4 separate regions of the Homo sapiens genome follow, and all the other regions are linked to region 3. A link is an interaction called in ENCODE POLR2A ChIA-PET data of the cell type or tissue named here. Cell type or tissue: MCF 10A. All regions are shown on one strand. Links, peaks and the distances in the headings refer to the core of each region. The heading gives the core; the rest is flanking DNA. Region 1 has its middle 48 kb from the start of LINC00111. Region 2 has its middle 20 kb from the start of RIPK4. Region 3 overlaps LINC00111 (long intergenic non-protein coding RNA 111). Region 4 overlaps RIPK4 (receptor interacting serine/threonine kinase 4).

Region 1 (6,085 bases), core at 1,329-5,328, 54 kb after region 3:
GAGTGATGGATGGTGGGTGGATGATGAATGGATGGATGGACAGTTGGGCTAATGATGGATGAATAATGGACCGATGGGTGACAGATGAATGATGGATGGTGAATGGACGATGAAAGGATGGAGGGATGATAAATAGATAGAGGGTGTATGAACAGATGAGTGGATGGATGGACAGATGATGAAAGAGTGATGGATGGTGGATCAATGTGAGTGGATGGATGGATGGACAAATGGATAATGGATGGCGCATGGGTGGATGGATGCACAGATAGAAAAATGAACAGGATTCTGGGACACAAGGAAGATATTTGGGATCCTGCCCAAATCCCCACTGTAGCAGGCAATTCAATGAAATACTGAAAGCAGCCACGCTTACGTGTGGGGTGTTTAGAAGGAGGAGCCCCTCTTTCCTCTTCCCCAGCAGCCCACACAGGACCCAGGCTTGGATGTACAGGCACAGAGCAGGAGAGGAGAGTGACAGACGGAGAAAGGGGTGCTCAGGAGCGGTGGGGAGCTGAGGATGGCGGCCCACAGCCTCCCAGTTTCCCAGGCCTCCACCTCTGCCTTTTCCCCAAGTCAACTGGCAGGCCCCGGCCAGGCTAGCAGTTCTGGGGAGAGTCTAACCTGGGGCGTGACTCTGCTCTGTGGAGAGGAGCTGCAGGGGCCCCCAATTACACCTACCCTTTCCCTGCGCACCTTTCGTCTGGTGCAGAGGGCTGTGATTACCCGCCCCCAACCCTTCTTACAAGTGACATAAAACTGTGGCATTCAGAGCAGCGACTTTCAAGCTGCCCCTGACTTAATGAGCTGCCAGTGGAGTTCTTGAGCTAGGTCAGAAGGAGGGGACGTAATTGCATGTTTGCTGCTGGAGGGAGTCCTCCTCTCTGGCGTTAGGTCTGAGGGGAGCAAGTGAAGGCTGACAGGTGCAAGAGGAAGTTGGTCACTGCCTTCCAGCTGGGCCTGGTGCCCAGGTGGAGGAGCCTCCAAACCTCTTGGCACAGAGGATCTGCCTGAGCCCACAGTGGAGCTCAGCCCTTGATACCCACACCTGGCCTGAAATAACCCTCCCCTTTGCAGGTGGCAGGGGCTGTACCTGGAAGCGAATGAGCTGAAGTTCCAGGGGCCCAATCTACTCCAACCCAGGGAGCACCCAGAGCTTCTGGGAGCTATAGAGGGTTGTAGGTGAGGAGAGGATGCCAGAATTCAATCTATTTAAAAGAGATTGCAGAAGGACAGAGGAAGAGACCTGAATCTCCATGGCGCTAACACTTTCTGGTGATTTATTCACATTCTAAATAGGAACTCATATTTGTATCTTACTTTGATTTAATGACTTTATATTATTTTTCTTAAAGAGAGCGAATTGTCTAAGCTTCAATCCAAAGCACCTGAAGGGGCTCCTGACTGCTGGTGTGTTCACAAGTCAGTGGCAAACAATTGTGAGCCGGAGGTGAGACCCACCCTGGCCTCCACCCAGCCCCATCAACCACACAGAGACTGGGTGTCGTGCACTCATCACAGGATCGAGATGTTTGCTCAAGGACTCCAAGCATCAGGGCTGCTGCCCTGTCCGCTGGGTGTCCCCAGACACGTTGCCTCCATGCGGGCTGGCGCTCATCTGCCTCTGCCTCAATCCTCCAGAGAGCACCTCTGGCACTCCTGACACAGGACAAACCAAAGCCCCCCTGCAGCTCAGAAACGCTATTTTGATGCCTCCCCCACCCCCTGCCTCTTCCCAGGTCATGAGTCAAGCCACTGCTTGAAGGAGCTCCTCCCTCAGGCCAGGCACTGTGCCAGCTGCCATCAGCTGCATAGCTGGGCCTATTTCTCTTGTTCGCTGTGGTTACAGGTGGAATCATGCCCCACCCCCAAACCTCAGGGCAGGACACCCGGTGTCCCTTGTCTCTTCCAGAGGGTCACCTGTGCCCTCATGCAGCAGCTCTGGTAGACACATTCTTCCGGTAACCCCATCTCCTCTTCCGCAGGGCCAGCTCAGGAACATCCACTGCCCCCCACTCCTCTCCTGGTATCCCCGCAGGCACAGCGGCAAAGCAACCCTTTCCCACACATCTTCCCATCTGCCCCTGCTCACTGCTGCCAGGGAGGTGCCACCTCCACGCTTACCCACTCTCAGGAAAGGACATAATCCACCCTCCCTCCAAGAGCTCATGGACTGCCAGGATCCTAAACATCATCCCACACTCCTGCTGTGTGGGGGCAAGGCCTCTCCAAGTGCCCCCACTGGCTGTTGCCCTCCTCCAGTCCTGCCTGGGCCCCCATGCCAGACCTGCCTCAGCTCTCCTCTGTGGGAGGATGTAGTGGTTGAATTGTGTCCCCTAAAAAGAAATATTCAAAAAGACAAGCTCACAATCTCCAGTACCTGTGAATGTGCACTTATTTAGAAATCAGCTCTTTGCAGTTGTAGTGAAATTAAGAAGAGGTCATACTGGGCTGTAGTGGGCCCTAAATCCAATGAGTGTCCTTATTGGAGACAGAAAATGTCACATCGAGACAGAGAGGAGGAGGCCACGTGAAGATGCAGGCAGAGAGTGACGTGGCCATGAGCCAAGGAGAGCCAGGGATTGCTGGAGCCACTGAAGCTGGAGAAAGGCAGGGACCGATTCTCCCAGAGCCTTCCTATGAAACCAGCCCTGCAGTCACCTTGATGGCAAACTTTCGGCCTCCAGAACTCTGGGAGGATCAATTTCTGTGACTTTAAGTCCCCGGTTTGTGGTGCTTTACCGCGGCAGCCTCAGCGAACGCATGCCGAGGATGGCAACCACGACAGCAGCTGCAGCCCAGCCCAGGCCGGCCCTGCCACCCTCTCCTGCTGGATCCTTCCCTGGGACAGCCCAGGCCTCGCTTCCAGGGAGAGGGAAGCACAGGGGACAGGGTGAGGGGCAGGGCAAGGTAGGCTCCACGACCGTGTGGAGCCGGCCCAGGGAGGGAGAACCCCCAGACGCATTTGGCACCCCAAGGGGAGACGGACCTCGGATTGAACCACACCTTGATATGTGTACTTGGGATTTGTCTTTTCGGGAGAGGGAGAGGTCAAAAAATAAAATAGAATTCCAGCTTTAGGGCAAATGACTGAGACCATCAATTCATGTGTAGGTATTGACTGAGGTTGATCATTTTGACTCTCAAACTGTGGTTGTAAATGATAATCGCCATGAATTCTGCAAATGATTGATGGTGCAACAGTTTAAATCCCTAGGAAGGAGTTGGCTAAGATTCTGTCAACACAACTTCAAGCCCTCGGTGTTTTTGGCTTCTTCAGGAGAACTGGATGATGGAAAACATTTTTTTTTTTCTTTTTAATCATAGCTGCCTGAATTGCTCATCATTGCTTAGACGGCTTGTGAAGGCAAACATATTGCCCCATAAATTCTCAACTGTCCTGTGCAGAGCGTCATGAGTCACCCGGGGTTCTTAAGGATGAATGGATGGTGGAGCGGCTTCTCAGGAAGATTAGCGAGAAGTCACGGCTGCGCTTGCCAGGCCAGGCCTCTGCAGAACTGACTCACGTGGACAAGGAAACAGCATCAGGGTAGGCGGCCTGACACGGAACTTTGAGAGCAGCGATTCTGCAACCTTCCACATAGGCGTACCCCCATGTGTCGGGGCGTCTCCCCATTTTGTTGTTGCTTTTTCTTATAGGTATGTACAGTAAGTCTTCACTTAACTTGCTTGATAGGTTCTTGGAAACTGTGACTTTCGGCAAAATGACATATAATGCAACCAGTTCACCACAGGTTAGTTGACGTAAACAAGAGTTAAGTTCTTAAGGCATATTTTTGGTCGCGAAAACATCGCCAAATTTTTATTGTTGGTCTTATTTTTATTTATTTATTTATTTTTTTGCTTTTTGTTTTTTTGAAACAGTATCTCCCTCTGCTGCCCAGGCTGGAGTGCAGTGGCACAATCATGGCTCACTCTATCCTCCACCTTCCAGGCTCAAGTGATCCTCCCACCTCAGCCTCCCCAAGTAGCTGGGACCACAGACACATGCCACAGCACCCAGCTAATTTTTAAATTTTTGTAGAGATGAGGTCTGGTCTCAACTCCTGGTCTCAAGCAATCCTCCTCCCTTGGCCTCCGAAAGTGCTGGGATTATAGGCATAAGCCATCACACCTGGCCCAAATTTTGAAATAAAGATCAAAACACTTCTAATATTAAACATCGAAACAAATATGAGCTTTTCATACATTTAAGAAAAATTAAAAACTGGTAACACTATTGAAAGCAATCTGCAGATTTGGTACAATCTCTGTCAAAATAGTTCACAGGAATAGAAAAAAAAATCTTAAAATTTGTATGGAACCCCAAAAGACCCCAAATAGCCAAAGAAATCCTGAGCAAAAAGAACAAAGCTGGAGGCATCACACTGCCTGACTTCGAAATATATTGCAAGCCTATAGTAACCAAAACAGCATGGCACTGGCATAGAAACAAACACATAGACCAATGAAACAAATTATCGACAGAAATTAATCCATGTATCTATAGTGATCCGATATTTGACAAAGGCACCAAGGACACTCATCAGGGAAAGTGTGGAGTCCTGATAAGATAAGTAAGCAACAATCAGGAGGGACCCCAGGTGGGGAAGGGCCCCAGGTGGGGAATAACAACGAACAATTATTCTGAGAGATGGCCAATCACAAACAACCGGATGACAGGATGACAATGACCTAGTTCCTGGTGGCCCCAGCAGCATGACCTCCTTTTGTTGGCCCCTCCAGCATGACCCTATAAAACTTCCCTCCAGCCCCTGCCTTTTTGTAGACAGCCCATTGCAACCTTGCAACCTTGCAACATATTCTCATACCTTCTCTAATAAATCTGCCTTTCTTTACCTACTACTCTCTTGGCAAATACCTTTACCACCTGCGACACCAGCCCTAGCTAGTCACCACCCGTGACAGAAAGGCAGAAATCTGCCTTCTTTACCTTTTTTCATGTATGTGTTGGCCATTTGTATGTCTTATTCTCGGAAATGTCTGTCACATCATTTGCCCATTTTTAAATTGAATTGGTTTTGTTGTTGTTTTGCTCTTGAGGTGTTTGAGTTCCTTGTATATTCTGGATACTAATCTTTCATCAGATGAATACTTTACAAATATTTTCTCCTATTCTGTAGATTGTATTTTCATTTTGTAGATTGTTTCCTTCGCTCTGCAGAAGCTTTTTAGTTTGACATAATCCCATTTGTTTATTTTTGCTTTTGTTGCCTGTGCTTTTGAGGTCTTATTTGTAAAATCTTTTCCCAGACCAATGTCCTAAAGCATTTCCCTGTTTTGTTTTTTCTAGGAGTTTTATAGTTTTGGGTCTTGCCTTTGAGGTCTTTGATCCATTTTCAGGTGGCTTTTGTATGCAGTGAGAAGTGGGGGCCTAGTTTTATTCTGCTGACATCTGCACTCCCAGTGTTTATTGGAGCAATATTCACAATAGCTGAGATATGGAATCCTGGCTTGTGTCCAACAACAGATGAATGGATAAAGAAAAACGGGGCGTATATACACCATGGAATACTATTCAGCCATATGTAAGAATGAGATCCTGTCATTCACGGTAATGCCCTTCCATTGCAGGATCAGATCCACATCCACACTCACTCCAGACAAACGGAACTGGAGAGCATGATGCTGAGTGAAACAAGCCAGGAACAGAAAGCTAAACCCTGCACGCTGTCACTCACACACAGAAGCTAAAAAAAGTGGATCTCATAGACATAAAAAATAGAACAAGGGGCCAGGTGTGGTGCCTCATGCCTGTAATCCCAGCACTTTGGGAGGCCGAGGCGAGTGGATCACCTGAGGTTGGGAGTTCGAGACCAGCCTGACCAACATGGAGAAACCCCGTCTCTACTAAAAATACAAATATTAGCCGGGCTTGGTGGTGCATGCCTGTAATCCCAGCTATTTGGGAAGCTGAGGTAGGAGAATCACTTGAACCCGGGAGGCAGAGGTTGTGGTGAGTGGAGATTGCACCATTGCACTCCAGCCTGGGTAGCAAGAGTGAAACTCTGTCTCAAAAAAACAAAAACAAAAAAGTAGAACAGGGGATGTTGGAGGCTGGGAA
Region 2 (6,085 bases), core at 1,135-5,134, 100 kb before region 3:
CTATACAATGCTGGTGTATCATTGTGTTGGTCTGTTTATCTGCCCCACGTCAAGATACCAAATGTATCACTTTTTGAGATTGGTTTTTCCTTTTTTTCTTTTGTGTTTGTTTTTGAGACAGAGTCTCCCTCTGTCACCCAGGCTGGAGTGCAGTGGCTCAATCTCAGCTCACTGCAACCTCCACCTCCCGGGTTCAAGCGATTCTCCTGCCTCAGCCTCCTGAGTAGCTGGGATTACAGGTGTGCGCCACCATGCCCGTCTAATTTTGTATTTTTTTAGTAGAGACTGGGTTTCACCATGTTGGCCAGGGTGGTCTCAATCTTCTGACCTTGTGATTTTCCACTCAGCATCTCCACCCTGGAGATGCTCCCAAGTTGCTGGGTGTGTCAACAGTTCATTCCTTTTCATTGCTGAGACCATTATGCGGGTACACTATGGTTTATTTAGGCAGTAGCCCATTGAAGGACAATTTTGGGTTGTTTCCAGTTTGCAGCTATTCTGAATCAAAGTTGCTATGAATATTTGTGTGAATATTTTTGTGTACATGAGTTTTCATTTCTCTGGAATAAATGCCCAGGAGTCAGATTACAGAATTGAAGATCAGTGTATAGGTTTCTGGGGAATAATTGTGGAACTGCCTTATAACCAATGTTAAATCATTTAAAATGTGGTTTGTATTTTCCATGTAACTAGTATTGTGTAGTACGGGTTGTACAAATTATTCATGCTGTATTCTAAGAGAAAAATTTAACAATTAAGATCATAATTTGGAGAGATAAGAGAAAGAATTTGCCCAGTTCGGATGAACCATGGGGAGAAAAGGCTCCCAACATCTTTTACTGTTAACCATGTTTTTTCTGGGTCTAGGTGTTGTTGGAAGACATACTTCCTTAGCCATCAAAGCTTTGAAGCTTCAAACCAATAGCTGAAAGTGTTCTATCCAGTTTGAATTATCACTTGAAATTTTCAAGTCTTCATGAGCCTCGAAAATCCTCATCTCCAATGATTCACTCTTATTAATAAGATCACTAATGAATTCTTCAACTTTGTTCATTAAGTTATATTTGTTGTCCCTTTTCAGCAAATGGTAAAACATGATTATTCAAGCCTTTTAATTCTCCATGCTACCTTAATGATTAATGGAATGTAACTGTCCAGTAGAAAATGGTTCTTTATGACAAGTGATCTTTATTATGCTCGATGATTACATAATGGAAATAGCAAATGAAAAAGGCATTTATCTGACATCATTATGTAAATCTCATGTCTAAAATTGTAGTACATTCTGATGCCCCCTGGGTACATGTTGGCATTTAAATATAGAAGCTAGCGGTGTATTACTGTGCCTTATTTGGTTTTAAACAATCATATTCCCTGGACTGTCCCCATACATCCCAACCATTCCTATATAACCTTCTGGTGCCCAGCTTGGGACAGTCTATTAGAGAGGCTTGATAGATAAAATTAAAAAACAGTGGAAACTCCCAGTAAATACCACAGTGAAAAAAATACCCATGTCACATGCTCTAAGTATCTTCGTATCTTAGTCTCCCAAGCTAAGATCTTTTTACTGCAGGTGGTTCTCCACTTGGTAGATTGGACACTGATTTGTTTAGTGTCCAGAGCTTTAGAAACAGAGCTAAAATGTGTTCCTAGATTTTCAGTTACTATATGGGTCTTGAAAGCATCAGTAAAAATATAAAATTGAAAAGAATTCTATTCAAATATCCAGCTCATCAATTTAGGATAAGAGGAATAGCCCGATGTGCTATACTCAGTCATTCTACTAACATCGGCTCAGTCACCCCCTGAAATAATTGTTATCTCATTATTAGATGATTTAGGTTTCTCAATAAAAAGAATTCATTGTCAGTAAAACTGAATCATTCATTACTATTAGTTTTTTGAGGGAGAGTCTGACTTATGTCACTCAGACTGGAGTGCAGTGGTGCGATCACGGCTCACTGCAGCCTCAACTTCCTGGGTTTGGGTGATTCTCTTACCTCAGATTCCCGAGTAGCTGGGACTACAGGTGTGCACCACCATGCCCAGGTAATTTCTTTTTTTGGTATATCTTTGTTGAGACAGGGTTTCACCATGTTGCCCAGACTGGTCTCTAACCCCAGGACTCAAGCGATCTGCCCGCTTCAGCCTCCCAAAACGCTGAGATGACAGGCATACACCACCACACCTGGCCTCAGTAAAATATCATTACAAAATATTGTCTGAATGAATCTTTAATTTGATGTTTGTGGAACTGGGGTTCTTTTCTTTGTTTTTGGATCACTGTCAGTACTTTGGGAGAAATTGGGAATTGTGAGAGGCTGCTAGGCCCTTACTCAGGCCGAATAATTCTTTTAAGGAGAAGAACAATGAGAACGTGGATGGCGCACACTAGGCGGAAATGCATGGGCCCTAATGAAGAGCATCCCTCCAAGATTCAGTGGAACATTCCCAAAACAACCAGCAAGCAAATGTGTCACCAAACAGTGCAGAGACTTTTGTTTTTAAAACCAGGGACCTATTTGTGTGTGTGTGTGTGTGTGTGTGTGTGTGTGTGTGTGTGTGTGTGTTTCAAGATGGAGTTTTGCTCTTTTTGCCCAGGCTGGAGTGCAATGGTGCGATCTCGGCTCACTGCAACCTCCACCTCCCGGGTTCAAGTGACTCTCCTGCCTTAGCCTCCCGGATAGCTGCGATTACAGGTGCCCACCACCACGCCCAGCTAATTTTGTATTTTTAGTAGAGATGGGGTTTCTCCATGTTGGTCAGGCTGGTCTCGAACTCCCGACCTCAGGTGATCCAGCCGCCTTGGCCTCCCAAAGTGCTGGGATTACAGGCATGAGCCACTGCGCCCAGCTCATTTTTTTTTTTTTTTAATTTAAAAGGTAACAGCAAAACGCTCAATCGCTTTCCTGGCTCCTGACTGCTGTTTGCGATGTTTGCTGTCACGGCTGCAAACACAGCTGCCCGGGGAACTTTGTCCCACTCTGGATGTAATTAGCCACCCCCAACCCACACCTGCCTTCAGGTGGCGTCAAAGCTGAAATATTTTAACTGGTTATTCACCAGCCAGAGTCAGACTTCTGACTCGACGAGGCTTAACCTCAGCTTTGGTTTTCCGTGCAAATTGCTGTGAGAACTTCTGATGGGTGGACAAGTGGCTCCAGGCTCCAGTGACTCACAGCTGAGCCGAGCGTCCTTTTCCTCAACTCGGGACCAAATCAAGTTTTATAGCCCCCGGCAGCAACTTGACAACCATTGTTTCAAGCCAAGAGCAAGAACATGGCTAAACTACCCCAGACATGATTTATTTTCTTATTAATGAAACAAGTTGGAGAGATTTCCCAACTTCACGCAATCATCCAACAGCATTCCTGTCCACAAACTTCCTTGTGTTGGATTCTTTAGGATATTTCCTCCCGTTCTGTTCTTCTAAAGATCAAGTAGAGGTAATGATAGCCTTATGTCTAATAACCTTTCACTTCTTCAATCCACAGACTAACTCCTCATCCAGCCCTGCGTCGTTAACCGTTTTCTCCAGGCAATTTCTCCCCTCTTTGACTTTCCTACGAACCTTCAAGGACTTCAAGAATTGGTTGGAAGCCTTAACAGCTTTAAGTACTATTTGACATATTCTCCTTGAAGAGTCTCTGAAATTTACCATTTCTTTTTCTTTTCTTTTCTTTCTTTCTTTTTTTTTTTTTTTTTTTTTTTTTTTTTGAGACAGGATTTCCCTCTGTGGCCCAGACTGGAGTGCAGTGGTGTGATCATGGCTCACTGCAGCCTCGACCTCACGGGTTCGAGCCATCCTCCCACCTCAGCTTCCCAAGTAGCTGAGACTACAGGCATGAACCATCATGCCAGCTAATTTTTTTTTTTTTTTGTAGAGACAGAGTCTCACTATGTTGCCCGGGCTGGTCTTGAATTCTTAGGCTCAAGCAATCCTCCCACCTTGGCCTCCCAAAGTGCTGGGATTATAGGTGTGAGCCACTGCGACTGGCCCCCATTTAACTTCAATTACACCTGACTTTAAGCACATGGAGATTTTCTAGAGTGTATTGAGTGTTGTCTGTCTTTGATGATAAAGTTTGTGGAACATCACTGAGAGTAGGACCTTTTAAAAAGCCTCACTTTCCTGGGAGTGATAAAACAAAGAAGCACCTGAGCTGCTTTCCATGACTTTTTCTTTTCTTTTCTTTTCTTTTTTTTTTTTTTTTGAGATGGAGTCTCTTTTTTTATTTTGAGATGGAGTCTCACACTGTCGCCCAGGCTGGAGTGCAATGGCGCAATCTCGGCTCACTGCAAACTCCACCTTCTGGGTTCAAGCGATTTTCCTGCCTCAGCCTTTCGAGTAGCTGGGACTTGTAGTCTCATGTGCCACCACGCCTGGCTAATTTTTGTGTTTTTTGTAGAGACGGGGTTTCACCATGTTAGCCAGGCTCATCTCAAACTCCTGACCTCAAGTGATCCGCCCACCTCGGGTTCTCAAAGTGCTGGGATTACAGGTGTGAGCCACTGCGCCCAGCCCTAAATGTTAATTTTAAATAATTAGTTAATAATAATGATCCGTTTTGGTTCATCAGCTGTAATGAATGCACCACACCAATACAGATCTGGCGGGGATGCAGGAGCAGAGAGTGTGGGTGAGAATTCTGTGCTTTCTTCTTCTTTTTTTTTTTTTTTTTTTTTTTTGAGGCAGAGTCTCGCTCTGTTGCCCAGGCTGGAGTGCAGTGGTGCGATCTCGGCTCAGTAGGCTTAACTCAGAAATTTGCAGCAAAAAACACAATTACTTTTGCACCAACCTAATACCTAAGATAAATGAAAACATATATCCACAAAAGACTTACACACAATGTTCATAGTAGCTTCAGTTGGCAGAGGCATCCGGCTAGTGGGAATTCTAAGAGGAGAGAAGGGAGACAAAGGCAGAGTGGGACTGTCCAGGAGGCAGGAGGGGAGTCTCCCAGGACAGGAGGCTTTCAGTGCCTACTGCAGATGTAGTGCTGTGGGAATTTCGTTTTTCTTTTCTTTTTTCTCTTGTTTTTTTGTTTGTTTTTGTTTGTGTGTTTTGTTTTTGAGACAGAGTTTCGCTTTTGTTGCCCAGGCGGGAGTGCAATGGCACGATCTCGGCTCACTGCAACCTCCGCCTCCCAGGTTCAAGTGATTCTCCCGCCTCAGCCTCCCGAGTAGCTGGGATTACAGGCGCCCGCCACCAGGTCTGGCTAATTTTTTTGCATTTTTTTTTTTTTTTTTAGTAGAGTTGGGTTTTCACTGTGTTGGCCAGGCTGGTCTCGGACTCCTGACCTCAGGTGATCCACCTGCTTCAGCCTCCGAAAGTGCTGGGATTACAGGCAGGAGCCACCCTGCCCGGCCCCTTTTGTGGTAATTTCTGGACGATCTTCTTGACTCTTTAATGTTTAGTCTTGGCCTTCATGTTTTAATTTCTAAGCGTTCTTTCTGGTTATCTGGTCCTCCTTGTCCCCTACTCACTGTGTTCTAGTTTCATGGGTGACACATCTTCTCTGAAGATTTGAAGCTCTCCCTCTGCCACCAATCTCTGAACTGTCTGTTTCTTTTCTGTTTGTTTCCTACCTCTTGTACTGGAGGTTTCCTCAAATCTCTGCAAGCCTGAAGGTTCTTGGGGTATGGGTAGGGCTTGTGGACCTCTCAGCCTCACTGGTCACTTTCCCAAGGGGCCCCCAAATGCCAGTGTGTAGAACCTGCAGGTCCTCTGCATGAGGGATGGCGTTACATAAGATACATCTGGCTGGCAGTGTTCTGGAAGATAGGGGCAGGACGGGGAGACGTGAGTCATGCTGGAAAGTTCCGCAGGTCTTGGGCTGCCCCTGATGTAGCTGAGTGTGGAGCTTCTCAGGTTCAGTCTCATGTGCATACACACACACACATACTTGTGCATGCACACCTATGACGGTTACTACAGGACTGAACGAAGGGGGATGAACGCAGAAATGAAGACAAAGACAAAAAGATCTGTTTTAAAGAAGGGGTCGGGGGCTCCTTGCTTCTAGTGAGCAAGGGCCCTGAGCCTCTAAAGCCCTTCGTATTTACTAGGCAGAATCAACAG
Region 3 (6,085 bases), core at 1,040-5,039:
GAGTCGAACTCACTGTGCCCTCTGTGGGCTCCATCTCTCACAGCCCCAGGACCCCTCACTCATGGACCCCATGTCCTGGGCCCTGACTGCACTGGCATTTGTAAGACCAGATAAAAACCTCTTGTCCTCAATTCTGAAGTCTAAAATACACAGAAAAGCCTGTTCTGTAATTCATTTGATGGCAAAATCTGATCTGATATGTGACTCATGCAGTAGCAGTTTCTGACCTGAACTGACTATAAAAATGCATTTAATGATCCTGCTCAGGGTGTGGAGACTGTGCTGTGTCACAGAAATATGAAGAGTGTTGCCCTTAAATATTAATAGATCCCACCATCGGGTTTGGGGATTGTTCGGTACATGCACCATTTTACTTTCCTGAAATTCAAAAATTTTGAACTTCTCTGACCCTAAGTGCTGAGAGGGCTTGTGCAGTGCTGTGGGTGGGGCTCACAGTGAGTCAAACCAACCAAGGTGCCCTGGTCACCTGATCGTCACACACCAGCCCCATTGATTCTCACGGCAGCCCCTGGTGAGGAGCTTCTGTGGTCCCCATTTTGCAGATGAGGAAACTGACATATAAAGCGCTAGGAAAGTTGCCCAAGGACATGAGGCACAGGCAGGATTTGAACCCAGGTGTTCCGGTTCCAGGGGCCAGGTTTTTAAGCAATGTGGCATGATGGCTTTTGACGCCTGATCTCAAACAGAAAAGATACCTCCTGAATTCATGCTAAGGATGCAGCTCCCTAACTCCACGTATTGAATAAGGTTTCCCCGGAGCTTCTTTCAGGATAGGAAAGGCGCTGGGCTTTCGTGGTCCAGCCATCTGATTCCCGAAGAAGCAACAAGGCCCTGGCTAAATCACAGTGAGATGAATCCCTGGGGACTTGAGACTCGCGTAAACATCAGAAGAGGGTCCCCCCACTTTGGCAGAGGAGAACACCCTGAGAGAGGCAGAATGGAATAAGAGAAGCTTGAGGACATTGGATTCAGCCAGAGTTGGGTAGGAAGCCCATATGAATAGCTCAAGCCTTGTGACAATTGTCAATTCATTGTCCACTTGTAAAATGTGTAATGTCCTTCATAGGTGTCTTAGTCCACTTACGCTGCTAGAACAAAATCCCATAGGCTGGAAGGGCTTATAAACAACAGACATTTGTTTCTCACATTTCTGGAGGCTGAAAGTCCAAGGTCAAGGCACCAGCAGATTCGGCGTCTGGTGAGGGCTTTCTGGTTCAAAGAGCGCACTTTCTCGCTGTGTCCTCACTCGGGGGGAGGGGAGAAATCTGATCTTTTCATCTCATTATAGGGGCGCTTGTCCCATTCATGAGGGCTCCACCCTCAAGAGCCGACCACCTCCCAAAGGCCCTGCCTCCTAATATCAGCAGATCGGAGGTTAGGCTTCAATATATCGCTTTGAGGGGGGCACAACCATTTCAACCCTAGCAAGAGGTTTTAAGTTCCTTGAAACTTAGAGTGCTGTTTTCCTTCCTTCCTCCCTTTTTCCATTCACCATTTATCAGACAGTGTGTTAGACACTAGGCAATTAGAGCAAAAAGCCCTGCTCCCTGCCCTTGAGGAGTTCCCAGCCCCTCCTGCACTACCCGAGGGCTTGCCTGTAGCAAGCATTCAGTAAGCTACAAAATGCAAAGTATAACAAACGGATCTACCCCTTTGGAGTAGAAAAAACCCAATGTTATCCCAAGAATGGCCACGTGGCTTGGTCCTTGAGATGACATGATGTGCAAACACCAGGACCCAGGGATTCGTGATCCATTTGGCTATTGATAGCAGCAAAGACATTTTTCCTTCCCTTTTGGGAAACAGTCATGGTTGCTGTTCAAGCTAAGAGTGAGGGCCTTGAAAGCAGCTCTGCACTGGGAAAGCAGTTTCAAGTCCATACCCCACTGCCCACCTGCCCCACACTGCTGATTCCAGACCAGGGAGCGGAGCCAGGCAGTTACCCCAGGCCCCGTGCTCTGCACCCTGAGGGTGACTTTCTGAGGGTGTCAGCTGGTGACCATGACCATAGGCATGGACACCTCACTGTGGAGGTCACCTGTCTTGAGCAGGGAGAGGCTCGTACCCTGTTGACAGGAGGATAGTGGGGTAGGAGGCCAGGGGCACCAGTTCAGGCCCCCCACCTCTGAGTCCCTGAATCTTCCTGGCCTGTGAGCTGCCCTTGAGTTTCCCTTTGTCTCCATCGCTGCCTCCCCTCCCTCTCCCAGCAGCAGCACCGCCAGGACTGTTCCACCGAAGCCAGGTGTGGGTGGGGGTGTTCCCAGATGCAGGAGACAGGAAGACCCAGGAGCAGCCTGTGGTTGGCAAGGTGGGGTCCAGGAGTGGTGTCAGGGGATGTCCTGGCTGCTCAGCACAGCAGGAGGCAGGCCCAGCTAGGAGGCAGGAGGAGGCTGGGGAGGGGTCCCTGCAAGGGTGGCAGGGAGTTGTCATTTGGGAGGTGGGCTAGATATGGGGGAACACCACGGGCCTGGGGCTCAGGAGCAGCTTCCAATTCCTAGAGAGGTCTGGAGTGTGCAACGAGTATTGGAGAAACAGAAGTTCCAGGTCTGGAAAAACAGGGGTTCCCAGCAGGGTGACAGGCGCTGGGGACAAGGTGGGGTCAGATGCTGGATCGTGTACAAGACAAGGGCTCCCTAAGAAGAAAGCAGGTCAGAACTGAAGGCAGAGCTGGGTGTGGGCCCCCTTAACCAGCTCCTCCAGCCAGACTCAGGCTCAAGTCCCTGTGGTTGGCTGAATAATGGCCTCCAAAGAGAGCCTCATCCTAACCCCAGGACCGGTGAATGTGACCTTACCTGGTGAAAAGGACTTTGCAGATGTAAGGAAGGATGTTGCAAGGGGGAGAAGGGGGAGATGACCGTCTATGATCTGGCGGTCCCTAAATGCCATCACAAGGGTCCTTACAAGAGGGAGATGGAGGGAGGTTTGAATACAAACGAGGAGGAGGCCGTGCGACCACGAGGCAGAGATGGGAGCGATGCAGCCACAGGCCCAGGGACCCCCGCAGCTGCCGCAAGCTGGGAGAGGCAGGTAGGATCCTCCCAGAGCCTCCGAGGGTGCTGCCTACAACTCGGTTTTCACGTTTCACACCTAAGACTCATTTCAGAATTCTGGGCTCTAGGACTATAAGATAATACATTTCTGTGGTTTTAAGCCACTAAATCCATAGCCATGGATTCAGCAGCTGCAGCCGCTCCTGCAGTCCCAGGGGCAGGAAGTCAGGTCCGTTCTCCCTGCCCCGGGGCCATCTCGGGAACAGAAGATATTTGGGAAAACATTTTGTGGAGGTGGGGCTGGGAGAGGCTCTGTTTTCATTTTGTACCTTCCTGTACTGTTTGGATTTTCTTCCAGTACAGGTCTTTGTTTTTCGCAATGTCTCCAGGAGTTATCCACGGGGAGAGATTTTGTGTTTCCTTGTTTGTACTCGTCTGTGTTAAAAGAAAACTCTCACACCCACTGCCTGGTCGAGGTCGTGTTTGCTGGGTCCTCTGGTTACTCACAGTGGAGGAATTTCGTATCTCCAGCTCCCGCCCCACCCACCTCTCCTGGCTCCTCTCCCTCCTCCCGTTTCTCTCCCTCCTCCCTCCCCTCATATCAACCCCCTCTCCTGCAGAACAAAAAATAACCTAGTCTCTCCCTGCCCGTAGCACCCCAGCCCGTCTTGTTACGGACACCCCTGTCCTCAGGGGGCCTTTTCAAGGTACATTTTCCTACTGGAAGGTGGTGCCTTTTCCACGCAGCACATCCTGCCTCCCTCGGATGATGTATTTCCCCTTGTTACAAACTAATGATAGCTACCATTCATTGCACACTTGTTTAACACCTTTTATAAAGTCAGGGCTTGACCAACATGGTTTCCATCTGCGCAGCCATTTCAACAACCGGCTGCTGTCACCCCAGCTCCAAAACAGCAGCGAGGTGATGAAATAGCTTTGTCAAGGTGAGAAAACTACAGCTGTGGGAAATTTGGAGACTGGCCCAAGTCAATATGGCCAGTGATGACTGACTAGTGTCACTGGCCTGTCTGACTTCAAGGTCGGCAGGCCCAAGTGGGCGCTGCTTTTGCAGACATCTGCAGCTGGCCGCTACCGGAGGCTGTGGGCCCCTTCTTCAGCCTCGGGGAGGAAGCTTCTTCCCCATGGGAGCAGCACCTGTGCTGGGGCGGCCCTCATGCTGATTCTCACAAGGCCGAAGTGTGCACAGGAGTCCTATGTGGGCTCATGTCTTAGAAATCGGATGCTGGGAATGACGTCTCCTATGCAGCCTCCAGCTCTACTCTGCGGCAGGTGAAGATCATTTTTCTGAACTGCCCTCAGAGCTACAGCTAGAGAGTCATTGATTTCTTCTATCATTATTTTCTTTATTTTCAGTGGGTTTCTGAGTAGAGGTGCTCACACATGCACTTGTGTTTATGAACACACACACACGTAAAGACCAGTAGGTTACCTTTAATCTTATTTTTTTCAGCTTAACATAGCCTTTATTGTGTGAAAACCTGAAGCAAAAATGATGTAAGAAACCAAACAAATCTGTGTCTTTATTGTTTGGGTCTGTGACGTGTGTGCGTGTGTGTGTGCACGTGTGTACCTATGTGTGTGTCTGTGTATGCATGAATGAGTGTGTGTGTGGTTGTGTGTATGTTAGATACATGCCTTTTGACTGATCTCAGCTCCCAAATCCATTTCTGGAGCCTTAAGAAAATGGATGAAATTAACACGGTCAGCACCCTGTGGGGGCCACAGGGCATTGTCTGATACCTCGGTGAGCAGGTGGGTGAGGACAGCCTCTGTCTAAACTGCTTGTCTGCAGTGGGTGGACCTGGTTTTTTATTTAAAACACTCGCAAGTGTTGGATGCCTTCTGAAGATAGCACAGGGGACGAGATGGTGACAGTGAGGGGACTCCCCACCCCACCCCTGGCCACCGAGAAGAAAAGTGGAGAATACCATTGCTTTCAGAAAGTCAAGCTACAAAACCTACACATGTCTGGGCAGAGGTCAGGCCCTGTACATGGGCTGGCTGGCTCTGCCTCTGGGGAAGCCTGGATGTGCCAGGCCTGGGCGTGTGTGCTGGGGGGGAATCCTGTTCAGGGAAGAGCGGTCCAGCTGAGGAGAGCAGGTCTGGAGGCCTCCAGTGAGACGGTGGGAGGCGGAACATCTCAGAGCAGAAGCAGAAAGTGATGGCGCGGGAACGGTGAGCCTTGACAGCTGCCGCCTCTCCATCCCAGCGCCCCTGCCTCTCCGCCCCGGCGCCCCTGCCTCTCCGTCCCAGTGCGGCCTCCCTGCTTCCTTCTGATAATCCGCCTGTCTGCAGGCCAAGATGCTGTGCGGGTCACTCTCTGGGCTGCCTGACATTCATTCTTCTCACCCAGGAGAAGCAGATTTTCTGGTTTGTGCCTCAGCCTCATGGGTGTGCCCGTGCCAGGCAGGGTGAGAGACCTACAAAACCTCTCAGCCTTCTGAGTCAGAGGTTGTACCCATTTTGCAGATAAGGAATCAGAGGCACCACGAGGTGAAAGGACTTGCCTCAGCTGCTCGGCGAGGCTGGAGCTTGGGCCAAGGTAGTTGGGGCCCAGAGCCCGTGCCCTGGAGCGCTGCGTCGGTGAGGTGCTCAAATTGCATGAGGCTGGAGTTTCTGGGCCTGCCAGAGCGGGGAATAGAAGGCTCACCGTGGAGGCACTGACCCTGCTCCGAGGGGCTCGGAGTCTGGTGAGGGCCAGACACAAAGCAGGTCATTTCTACATTGTGATCGGGGTACTGAGAAAACTGAGGTGGCCGGAGATTGTGTCTACTTCTGTAGACAGCCACGGACACAGCACATGGCGGGAGACCAGAGAGAAGCCACTGACCGGCAGAGGCTGTCCCAGAGGCTGGCGCTGGGGGCCCTGCAGGGGTCCAGGTGCCCCAGAGTCTGGTGCTGGGGGCTCCCCAGGGGTCCAGGTGCAGAAGGGCTTTCCCGGATGAGGGAACAGCAGGTGTCAAGGCTGGCAGCAGTGACTGTGCTGATGATGTCTGGGGGCCCCAGCTGTGGGAGGTGGCGGGAACAGGGGTGTGGGATGAGGTGAGGGA
Region 4 (6,085 bases), core at 790-4,789, 67 kb before region 3:
CCCAAGAGACGCAGAGAGCTCTGGGCCTTCCTGCAGGGGCAGCAGGCAGCAGGGCTTCCCTGTCTTTCAGGACAGCTGCAGGGGGCGGATGCTGCCTGGAACTGCTTTCTCAGGGAGGCTGCTGTCGAAGGCACGCTGGGTGCTGGCCAGGAAGTGACAGGACATCTCTGTGTGGTGCCCCTGGGACATCTTAGGGCCCTGTGTACCCTGACAGGCCGCAGGAAAGATTGCTTTTGTGTGGCGTCCTTCTTAATCAGGCATGTTAGTCACCATCAAGAAGCCCAAAAACAAACCGAAAAATACCTTTACGTGACATACTTATTTTTTCTGTGAAATAGCTACTGGTGTGCGTAGAGTGCAGCAGGGAGTGTGTGTCGGGGTTCTGAGAGTCAGCGCCTTTGTTCCTGAAGACGAAGTGTGGAAGCTTTGCATGGACTGACCACTGGGCTTCTGGGCAGTCCTCAGTAGACAGTTATTCAATGCAGGAAAACTGTAATCCAGAATCCTGCAATTAGATCCTAAGTTGCCATTCCAGTGCTGCCATTCGCCTCTGAGATGGGCTCCCTCAGTGCTCAGGGCTCGATTCAAACTGGAAATATCACAGCAACTGTCTACTTCATGAAGCAGTTAAATGTAAATAGTATACAAAGTAATAGTATCAAATTAATGCTTGATATTATTCAACATTACATATACTAAATACCAATATTAAGATACTAGTTGGAATCAATTTCAACTTAAAAATGAAATAACTTGGTTTAAAATCTCAGGCTGCATTTATATGTCCAGTTAGCCCAAAACAGACGCTTTTCAAAGGGTCACACGCGGGTCACGTTCTGCTGTGTCTTTCTTTTAGAGGCAGCAAAACCCCGGCAGGCTGCTTTCTTAGTCTTGACAGCTGGACCTTGAAGTTGAAGGGCCATGTGCTTGGGGGCAGCTGTGAGCCCTCAGCTCTTGGAGATGCAGAGTCGGGTGCTGATGAGAGTGTTTGTAACTCTTGAAGCATTTGCTGGTCAGAGTGGATGCCACAGTAGCTCGCTGTTGAGGACACGGGGTGAGGGGCAGCTTGGGTGGGAAGATGAGGAAAGGCGGAGGGGAAATGCAGCCGGCCAGGAGTCCGAGACATGGAGGGAGGAGAACATAGAGGGTCAGTGACCCTCCTAGAATTCTCAATTCCGAGCTTGCATTTTGTTGCCAGAGGTTTTACAGAGAATTTCTGCTCGTTTTCTTTTCACCAAGTATAGTTTGGAGTGGCTGGCTCTATCTGACAAAGACAGGAGGAGAAAAGGCTGCAGGCCTGGGGAAGCACCAGGCTGAGATCTCTGCACCCCTGTCGTTTTTCTTTTCTTTTCTTTTCTTTCTTAATGATCTCAGATGTCATTTAATTTTCACAACAAAGCTACAGGATGGGTACTGCTATTGCCTCCTTTTATGAAAAAAGGAAACAGGCACAGAGAGGCTAATAGTCCAGGGCCACGGAGCTACTAACTTGTACAGGCAAGATTAGAACAGTGAGTCTGATCCTTAACTAACCGTGGGAGGGAGATATTTTTTTCCTACATTCAACCATACAGGGGGAGGAGGAATTGCCTAGAAAGTATGTGATGCTTTCTTTATTTTTATTATTATTTTTTATTTTACTTTTAGTTCCGGGATACATGTGCAGAATGTGCCAGTTTGTTACATAGGTTTATATGTGCCATGGTGGTTTGCTGCACCCATCCACCATCTAGGTTATCACCTAGGTTTTAAGACCCGCATGCATTAGGTGTTTGTCCTAATGCTCTCCCTTCCCTCTTCCCCTACGCACCGACAGGGCCCGGCGTGTGATGTTCCCCTCCCTCTGTCCATGTGTTCTCATTGTTCAGCCCATTTCTGAATTTGAAGGCTTTCAAGCCACTGATGACTGTTGAACTGAAACTTCCTGTGCTCTGGAGCTATTTGGAGAGTTAGGACCCGTTGTTGTGTCCCAGCGTCCAGCAGCCGCCGGGGTTTGCAGGGTCGGGTGATGGCGTTCCTCTGGGGAGCTGGCGCTTTCCCTGGAGTGCAGAGTGTGGCTCTCAAGGGCGGTGCAGGCCTGAAGGCCCTGGGAGAAATGGAAGTGGGAGGACATGAGAGCCGCTGGAGTCGAGGCCTTGTCCTGGTGCTCCTGGCTGCAGAGAAGGAGGGCCGGTCCCTGCTCGCAGGCCTTCCCCCCTACCTCCCTGCAGATGTGCTCAGGATCCCTGGAAGCCCGAGTCACAGGTCATAAATTCTCCCAGCTGTTTGGTGCTGATGACAGCAGCCCTATTGGCTCACCACATGGGCATGGCCAGCCCAGAATTAAGGCCTGACTCAGCCTCATTTCCTGTCACTCCATGGGTGTGTTTGAGAGGAGCTCAAGAGTTAATGAAAAGGGTTTTTAAAAAAATCCATATGCCTTGAAGGAAAGTTGAGAGCAGCACTCCCCCTGGATCAAGAGTCCCATTAATGCTGATGACTTGTGTCTTCATCCCACATACGGTTTTCAGCAGCTTCAAAGGGGACTGAGTTACACTGGAGAGGGTAGGACACTGGCAGGAAAGGGGATGCCCCCGAGAGAGGTCAGACCGGGGGTCTGTGAAGTCTCCCCAGTGAGCTCCAAGGTCACCTTTGCCCGAAGGAGACCTGAGACCTGCCTCCCCTGAATGCGGACGTTGAGGGCATTCCTGGAGGAGCTGGGTGGCCGGTGCTCCTTGGGGCCCGGGCGCTGCCAGCAGAGGTGTTTATCAGACCTTCACTCGAACACATGTGTTTGAAGCAGCCAGCCAGTGTCTGCTGATCACAAAACACTCCAGATGGACGGGGCTCTGAGGCGTGTGTTTTGTTTGCTTTAAAGTTTAAAGGGCTTCTGAAGGTGTGTTTCTGTGTTTCCCTTTAAAGGACTTGCAGCCACTTGCCCGCCAGCCTCCCCAGCTGGCAGGTTGCATAACCTGCTCCCCGACTTCTCTAGGAGCAGACCTGGTCTTCACATGTGTCTCTCTTTACCTGAACCCTCGAAGGCTTGTTTTTTTCCCTTTATGCCGGCTCAGCCGGCTCTCAACCACCATGGCAAACATGATGCTTTACAGAAGGTGGATTCTAATTCTTCTGCAGTTCTGTCCCGGATAACTCCTTCCTTACAGTACGATTCTTTCACCTGCCCGTCAAATGTGCTGCTCCTAATGCCTCCAGGCTTGCTTCTGCCCCAGAATCTGTCTCCCTCCCTGCCTGGGGCAGGGCTACCTGGAGAGGCACAGACACGGCTCTTAGGGGCTCCTGGAAAGCTCTCACCCACCCTCTGAGATTGCAGAAGGGAGCTTTTGATAAAGCATCATAAAATATCACTGTTGCAGGCTAATGAGCCCCGCTCTGATGGCTGTGTTGCAGATTTCTGATTTTGGTCTGGCCAAGTGCAACGGGCTGTCCCACTCGCATGACCTCAGCATGGATGGCCTGTTTGGCACAATCGCCTACCTCCCTCCAGAGCGCATCAGGGAGAAGAGCCGGCTCTTCGACACCAAGCACGATGTATACAGGTGTGTGACATGCCGCCCCCCATCCCCTGTGGGTGCCAGGGGCTCTCAACCTCAATGCTTCATGCCCTGAGCTGCAGCTTTCAGAAAGGCCTCTTGCTGCCAGTCAGAAATGGGGCTCGGGCCAGGCGCGGTGACTCACGCCTGTAATCCCAGCACTGCGGGAGGCCGAGGCAGGAGGATTACTTGAGCCCAGGAGTTTGAGACCAGCCTGGGCAACATGGTGAAACCTCATCTCTACAAAAAATACAAAAATTAGCCCAGCTTGGTGGCGTGCACCTGTAGTCCCAGCTACTCGGGACTGAGGTTGGGGGATTGCTTGAGCCCGGGAGGTGGAGATTGCAGTAAGTCATGATTGCACCACTGCATTCCAGCCTGGGCAACAGAGCGCGACCCTGTCTAAAAAACAAACAAACAGAAAGGGGGCTAAGTCCACATAGAAGGGGTGGGTGCTTGTAGAGTTCAGGGATTTCTTTGCTGTGAGTGTTGCTAGCCAAGGAGGAAGGGTGTTCCCAGGTCCACATTTGGGCCAGGCTGACAGCCCTGCCCTGTCAGAGCCTTGGTGATTTCATGACCCGTGGGCTTTATGGCTTGTCTGTTGGAAGAACCTGCTGCTTTCAGTGGTCTGTACGCATGTGTGTTTGTACTTTCCGAAATTCACTCTGATTTTGTGAGGCGAGCAGCTCATCTTCTTCATGGCACTTAACCTTTGTTGGTCAGAGATCAATCCCCAAGTCACCTAGTCCCTTCCTTTTTCAAATTGTAAAGGTCTTAATCACACAGACTTCTTGGAGAAGAAAAGTGGGTGGGAGCGTGTGAGCAGGCACTAAGCCTCCCATTGTGGCTGTTATCCAGCAGCACTGTGACTCGGACCCCGCATGTGAGCTCTGCCTTTTGGTCACTGCCGCCGCCAGCAGCCCAGGCTGACTGGTTTGACAGTGGCCATTGTGCATGTGCTTAGCTGGGGCTTTAAGCTGAGAGTTGCCTGGAAGTGTCACTTTGGAGACTAGTCACAGCTTGTAGAGTTTGGGGAGATTGAGATCCTCTCCATTTATTTTAGAGTTTGGAGTTCCAGCTTTTGAACCTGCCGTTTGAACTAATTTTCGATGGTGAATTCGTTGTCTATAAACAGCCCTCACCAACTCAGTGCTCCTTGGAGGCTCAGTTTTCGGACTTCTGTTTTTCTTTTCTTTTTTTTTTTTTTTTTTTTAATCAATTTGGGCACTTTTTTTGGTGTATCCAGAGTAATGTACATGAACGTATCCCTCATATTATCTATATATTTCTAAGCAGCCCCCGAAAAAGGCTTTGGGGCGTTCAGCTGTGTTGTCTCCTACGTTTTCTGCGCACTTTCTTTAACAACCCTCTAATGATGAACTCTCAGTGAGCCTCTGTTAGGAACGCTGAAATCTCAGCAAGCCTACGTTAGGAACGCTGATCAGAACCAGAATCCGTGTTTTCAGAGAATGAAATCATTGTTGGGGGAGGGCATGGGAGTTGCCCATCATTCATTCATCCATTTCTTCAGTAAATGCCTGCGCAGGTGCTCTGTGCCTGGTGCTTGCGAGAAGATATCAGTGAGGCACACAGGCGCTGTTCCCCAGGAGCTCACGCCCCGCATAGGGTGGCACCCTCTTTGGAAGTCCCTCAAGCTGCCTGAAGATTGTAGCCCAGTTGGCGAAGTTACTTGAGTCTGTCTGACATCTGAGCTATCAACATGCTGGGCTTCACTATAGAGAATTTTCTCTTTTTAAAAACAGGAGAAATATCTCGGTGTCATGGCTCTGTCTTTGGAAGGCTTCAGAACAGGTGTCTTCACGCCTGTTGCTGTGCATGAGTGCATTTGGCTTTGAGTCTCTGGCTGTCAGATGCTAACGTGCCTGGTTTCTCTTCCAGCTTTGCGATCGTCATCTGGGGCGTGCTCACACAGAAGAAGCCGTTTGCAGGTGAGTGGACCTGTCTTTGAGGTGTAATGTGCTTGTCTTTCCTGGAATAATGGGGGGACACCTTGTTGTCCTTTCTCTATCCTAAAACAGAGCCTGTGATCCACGCTGCCATAGGTGCTGCTCTGTGGTGTAATTTGCATGCAGGAAAAGACACAGATCTGAAGGGGCCTGTTCAATGGAATGTTTTTAGGTGCCAGCTAGTTTTTTTGTGGTAGTAAAATATATATAACATAAAATTGGTCATGTTAGCCATTTAAAGTGTATAATTCAGTGACATTAACTACACTGGCAGTGTTGAACAAGCGTTACCACTGTCTAATTCCAGAACATTCTCATCATGCTAGAAGGCAAAGCCCATGGCCATTCTGCAGTCCCTCGCCCTTCCTCCTGCTCAAGCCCCAGCAACCACTCACCTGCTTTCTGTCTCCAGGGGTTTGCCTGTGCTGGTATTTCCAGCTAATTCTTTTTTGTTTACTTTTTAAAAAAATAGTCATAAAATACACAGAACAAAACTTAGCATGTCAGCCGTGTGAAGCATACAGTTCAGGAGCATTACATGTACCCGCGTGCTTGCGCAGCCAACCTCCAGAGCTGCTCAGTGCCATG

What was found. Peaks named below come from ENCODE experiments on the same cell type or tissue, not always from the same donor. Only the 100,000 strongest peaks of a DNase experiment are listed, where the experiment ranks them.
Region 1: POLR2A ChIA-PET joins it to region 3 with 36 read pairs; 9 of 35 experiments call an interaction of 5 or more read pairs at or near these places.
Region 2: POLR2A ChIA-PET joins it to region 3 with 12 read pairs; 6 of 35 experiments call an interaction of 5 or more read pairs at or near these places.
Region 4: POLR2A ChIA-PET joins it to region 3 with 21 read pairs; 13 of 35 experiments call an interaction of 5 or more read pairs at or near these places.

The regions. Positions count from the first base shown.
Region 1 is chr21:41,627,834-41,633,918 of GRCh38, reverse strand. No RefSeq gene overlaps it. Among named protein-coding and RNA genes, the nearest start is that of LINC00111, 48 kb to the left of the region's middle. In MCF 10A, for the core only: no CTCF peak of the experiment used is centred there; DNase peaks (open chromatin) are centred at 1,788 and 3,418.
Region 2 is chr21:41,783,808-41,789,892 of GRCh38, reverse strand. No RefSeq gene overlaps it. Among named protein-coding and RNA genes, the nearest start is that of RIPK4, 20 kb to the right of the region's middle. In MCF 10A, for the core only: no CTCF peak of the experiment used is centred there; a DNase peak (open chromatin) is centred at 3,182.
Region 3 is chr21:41,681,974-41,688,058 of GRCh38, reverse strand. The region is part of intron 1 of LINC00111 (long intergenic non-protein coding RNA 111); the gene reads right to left. Among named protein-coding and RNA genes, the nearest start is that of LINC00111, 5.7 kb to the right of the region's middle. RefSeq lists an enhancer at 1,637-2,556. In MCF 10A, for the core only: no CTCF peak of the experiment used is centred there; a DNase peak (open chromatin) is centred at 3,408.
Region 4 is chr21:41,748,548-41,754,632 of GRCh38, reverse strand. It overlaps RIPK4 (receptor interacting serine/threonine kinase 4), which reads left to right. Exons shown (of 8, transcript NM_020639.3): 3 at 3,388-3,536; 4 at 5,430-5,479. Among named protein-coding and RNA genes, the nearest start is that of MIR6814, 4.7 kb to the right of the region's middle. RefSeq lists an enhancer at 1,001-1,792. In MCF 10A, for the core only: no CTCF peak of the experiment used is centred there; DNase peaks (open chromatin) are centred at 2,292, 2,882 and 3,642.